2 separate regions of the Homo sapiens genome follow, and region 2 is linked to region 1. A link is an interaction called in ENCODE POLR2A ChIA-PET data of the cell type or tissue named here. Cell type or tissue: A673. All regions are shown on one strand.

Region 1 (2,500 bases):
TGGATTCAAGCCCAGCTCTTCCATTTAATTCATTTACCTTTGTACAAGCAACCAGTGACTTTCTGGGGACTCAGTTTCCCTGTCAATAAAATGGGAATGATAATAAGAGCACATTTGCCCCCTCCAGAGGAGGTGAGAGGATTGAATGAGAAAGTTCATGCAAGGACCTTAGCTCCTTCTCGGCACTTCAAAAACGATCAATAGTGGCCGGGCAAGGTGGCTCACACCTGTAATCCCAGCACTTTGGGAGGTCGAGGCAGGCGGATCACTTGAGGCCAGGTGTTCGGGACCAACTGGCCAACATGGTGAAATCCCGTCTCTACTAAAAATACAAAAATTAGCTGGGCGTGGTGGCGCATGCCTATAATACCAGCTGCGTGAGAGGCTGAGGCATGAGAATCGCTTGAACCCAGGGGGCGGAAGTTGCAGTGAGCTGAGATCACACCACTGCACTCCAGCCTGGGTAACAGAGTGAGACTCCGTCTCAAAAAAAATAAGGAAGCCGGGGACGGTGGCTCACGCCTGTAATCCCAGCACTTTGGGAGGCCGAGGAGGGCGATCACAAGGTTAGGAGATCAAGACCATCCTGGCTAACACGGTGAAACGCTGTCTCTACTAAAAATACAAAAAGTTAGCTGGGCATGGTGGTGGGCACCTGTAGTCCCAGCTACTTGGGAGGCTGAGGCAGGGGAATGGCATGAACCCAGGAGGTGGAGCTTGCAGTGAGCCGAGATCGCGCCACTGCACTCCAGCCCGGGTGACAGAGTGAGACTCCTCAAAAAAAAAAAAAAAAAAAAAGTATAATTCAGCCAAGCACAATGGCGTATGCCTATAGTCCCGACTATCAGGAGGCTAAGGTAGGATTGTGAGTTCAAGCCCAGCCTGGGCAAAATAGGAAGACCCCGTCTACCAAAAAAAAAAAAAAAAGGTTGGGGGAGGTTTTTGTTTTTTTGGATGTGAAAAGAAGAGCCTAGTCCGGCGGAGAGCGGGGCTTTCCTGAACTGTGCCTCCTACCAGTGAGGTTGCTCAGACCTTGCCTGGGGCTGGAGTGTTGCCTGGAGAACAGCCATGAAGCTGCCTCCCCACTTCCCACTTCCCACCCCTGCTCGCTGACCCCTGCTACTCCTGCTTCTTTCCCCTAGTTCTATGGGGCTTCTGTTGCTTATGAAAATGCCCTGCGGGTGTTCAACATCGTCTTCACCTCCCTCTTCTCTCTGGAATGTGTGCTGAAAGTCATGGCTTTTGGGATTCTGGTAAGTACCACCTTGGGGCTACAGCTATGGGCTTGGGAGAAGCCCAAGGGGGAACAATGGGTCCTGGATGATGGTCTCCCAACGTGGCCCCAAGAACCCCAACCTCAAGGGTGGCTTCAGTATCCTGCCAGTGGCCACAGATCCTACTTAGGCATTCTTGTGTTTGCCAAGGAGTCCCAGGGAGACCCAACCTGTGAGTGTTACCATATGGCTGCTTATGTATCCAGTTCCTCAAAATGATGGGAGTCATCATGGCTGGGAGTCTTTAGCATCCATTTTAGAGATAAGAAAACTGAAATCAGGCTGGGCGAGGTGTCTCATGGCTGTAATTCCAGCACTTTGGGAGGCCAAGGTGGGCGGATCACCTGAGGTCGGGAGTTCGAGACCAGCCTGACCAACATGGAGAAACTCTGTCTCTACTAAAAATACAAAATTAGCCGGGTGTGGTGGCGCATGCCTGTAATCCCAGCTACTCGGGAGGCTGAGGCAGGAGAATCGCTTGAACCTGGGAGGCAGAGGTTGTGGTGAGCCGAGATCACATCACTGCACTCCAGCCTGGGCAACAAGAGTGAAACTCTGTCTCAAAAAAAAGAAAGAAAGAAAGAAAACTGAAATCAGGCTGAGCACAGTGGCTCATGCCTGTAATCCTAGCACTTCAGGAGGCCAAGGCAGGAGGATCGCTTGAAGCTAGGAGTTCTCAACCAGCCTGGGCAGCAAAGCAAGCCCCTGTCCCTACAAAAAAAAAAAAAATTTTTTTTTAATTAGCCAGGCATGGTAACTCGTGCCTGTAGTGCCAGTTACTCAGGAGGCTGAGGTGGGAAGATATTTTGAGCCCAGGAGGTGGAGGTTGCAGTGAGCTATGATCATGCCACTGCACCCCAGCCTGGGCAACAGCAAGACTCCATCTTTAAAAAACAAACACAGAGGTCAGGCACAGTGACTCACACCTGTAATCCCAGCACTTTGGGAGGCAGAGGCAGGCAAATCACTTGAGCCTAGGAGTTCGAGACCACCCTGGCCAACATGGCAAAACCCCATCTCTACTAAAACTACAAAAAATTAGCCTGGCGTGCTTGTGGGTGCCCATGATCCCAGCTACTCAGGAGGCTGAGGCAGGAGAATCGCTTGAACCCACAAAGTGGAGGTTACAGTGAGCTGAGATCACACCACTGCACTCCAGCCTGAGCAACAGAGCAAGTCTCAAAAAAATAATAATAATAAAAATAAATATGTCTTTATTTTTCACC
Region 2 (2,500 bases), 300 kb after region 1:
GCCGACTAGTAGGAAGGTAAAAGAGTGAAGAGTGTGTGCCTGAGGGCAGCTTTGGTTTGGGAAGCCTCAGGCCTCTCTGAGGAGGTGATGTTTAAGCAAAGACCTGAATAACCAGACTTAGCTATGGGGCGATCTCTTGGGTAGAAAGTTTCTGGTAAAGGGAACAGCTGGGGCAAATGCCCTGAGATACGATATGCCTTAAAGAACAGCCAGGAAGCCAGTGTGGCTGGGGAAAAGGTGAGGGCAGGAAGGTGATGGGTCCTGGAACCAAGAGGGCAGAGGTCAGATACAGAGGCAGGTCTGAAGGACCAGGGGCATCTTTTTGTTGTTGTTGTTGTTGTTGTTTTGAGGCAGAGTTTTGCTCTTGTTGCCCAGGCTGGAGTGCAATCTCAGCTCACTGCAACCTCTGCCTCCCAGGATCAAGAGATTCTCCTGCTTCAGCCTCCCGAGTAGCTGGGATTACAAGCGCCCACCACCACACCCGGCTCATTTTTTGTATTTTTAGTAGAGATGGGGTTTCGCCATATTGGCCAGGCTGGTCTCAAACTCCTGACCTCAGGTGATCCATCTGCCTCGGCCTCCCAAAGTGCTAGGATTACAGGCGTGAGCCACCGCGTCGGGCCAGACCAGGGGCATCTCTTATAGATAATGCCACATCCTGGAGCGTGAAGGGGGTAGGTCAAGTGTGTTCCTGGTGTTTAATCTTCTTGTTTTCCTAATAGCCTTAAGAGGAAGAAGGGATTGCCCTAATTTTAGAGATGAGGAAACTGAGGCTTGGTGAAGTGAAGTCATGCGTCTGATCACCCAGGCAGGGAATCATGGAGCAGGGACTCCTGTTTCTGCCCCTCCTCAGCCAGATGACCATTATAGGGCTTAATTCTTTTACTTTTCTAATCCTTAAATGAGGCTGTCATAAAAAAGAACGAGATCATGTCCTTTGCAGGGACACGACGGGAGCTGGAGGCTATCATCCCTAGCAAACTAACACAGGAACAGAAAACCAAATACAACGTGTTCTCACTTGTAAGTGGGAGCTAAATGATGAGAACACATGGACACACAGGGGAGCAACACACACTAGGGCTTTTTGGAGGGTGGAGGGAGAGGATCAGGAAAAATGACCTCTAGGTACTAGGTTTAATACCTGAGTGATGAAATAAATCTGTACAAAAAAACCCCATGACACAAGTTTACCTACGTAACAAACCTGCACTTGTACCCCTGAACTTAAAAGAAAAAAATGGGGCTGTGACTGGTAGCTACAAACTCAAGGATTGGTGGGAAATGTCTTTCTTGCTTTCACTCCTGTGCCTAGAATTGGGCCTGGCCTCTGTACAGGAAGTGCTCAGCAATGTCTATGAAATAAAGGTGTGAAATTATCCATGGGAGTGGCACTTGGCTTGCTCAGTAGGCAGCTCAGTGAAATGCTGATTTGGCTTTGGCACCTGGGGTTTACTGGGGCTTGACATGCCCTTGTGATCAAATTCATGCACAGGTAACTTTCTCATCATCTCTTCCTGTTTCTTCACTTGTCAAGGGCTTTTCCTGACAGTTAATCTACTGGGGGAGTTGAGGAGGCAGGCTCGTGGGCAAAGGCCTATGGGTGAGATATGGGTGGGTGGGCTCTGCCCTGGCTGAGTGCCAGTGTCACAGCCCACTCTCCCTCCCCTGCAGGGAGCAGCACATCGCAGAGTGCATGGCCAAGATGCCACAGATGATTGTGAACTGGCAGCAGCAGCAGCGGGAGAACTGGGAGAAGGCCCAGGCTGACAAGGAGAGGAGGGCCCGACTGCAGGCTGAGGCCCAGGAGCTCCTGGGCTACCAGGTGGACCCAAGGAGTGCCCGCTTCCAGGAGCTGCTCCAGGACCTAGAGAAGAAGGAGCGCAAGCGCCTCAAGGAGGAAAAACAGAAACGGAAGAAGGAGGCGCGAGCTGCTGCATTGGCTGCAGCTGTGGCTCAAGACCCAGCAGCCTCTGGGGCACCCAGCTCCTGAGGCTTTGTCCCTTCCCAATAAAGCCTGCTACCTGGCAGTACCCCTGAAGAGATCTGCGTCCTCTCAAGGTGTGCCTCTCTGGGTCCCCTGGTTCCTCCCCCAATACTTAAGAGCTGGGGAATCCCCCACTTGGCTGTACTCAAAAGGGGACAGGGACTCTAGGCCCTGCTGACTAACTGGGGCTTCAGTGGGAGGAAAAGGGGGGTGTACAATGGGCAAATAATGGAGAAGCAGATGGCAGAAGAGAAGAAGGCTTCTGTTTACCAACATTCATCTCCAGTAATTAGCCAATTACAAGGCTGGTGGGGGGGGAAGTATAGCCAAAACAGACTGTGGTGATGATGGTGGGGGCCGGGGAGAAGCAGTCCTTGTAACGTTGGGCTGGGGTCCACTGCCTGGAAATGACACACTGGGGGAGGAGACACCGGAAGCCTCAATCTGCAGGGACTCACAGACTCCTCTCCCCCTTCCAGGCACCCGTCACCATGCCTGCCTGTGCCCAGCCAG

What was found. ChIA-PET counts read pairs that join two places held together with the same protein. Peaks named below come from ENCODE experiments on the same cell type or tissue, not always from the same donor. Only the 100,000 strongest peaks of a DNase experiment are listed, where the experiment ranks them.
Region 2: POLR2A ChIA-PET joins it to region 1 with 26 read pairs; 2 of 35 experiments call an interaction of 5 or more read pairs at or near these places.

The regions. Positions count from the first base shown.
Region 1 is chr19:13,251,744-13,254,243 of GRCh38, reverse strand. It overlaps CACNA1A (calcium voltage-gated channel subunit alpha1 A), which reads left to right. Exons shown (of 47, transcript NM_001127222.2): 30 at 1,143-1,253. Among named protein-coding and RNA genes, the nearest start is that of IER2, 100 kb to the right of the region's middle. In A673, no CTCF peak of the experiment used is centred here; no DNase peak of the experiment used is centred here.
Region 2 is chr19:12,953,701-12,956,200 of GRCh38, reverse strand. It overlaps GADD45GIP1 (GADD45G interacting protein 1), which reads left to right. Exons shown (of 2, transcript NM_052850.4): 2 at 1,675-2,500. The coding sequence ends at 1,993. Among named protein-coding and RNA genes, the nearest start is that of GADD45GIP1, 2.3 kb to the left of the region's middle. RefSeq lists an enhancer at 2,495-2,500. In A673, no CTCF peak of the experiment used is centred here; no DNase peak of the experiment used is centred here; H3K4me3 peaks cover 395 bases; H3K27ac peaks cover 1,099 bases.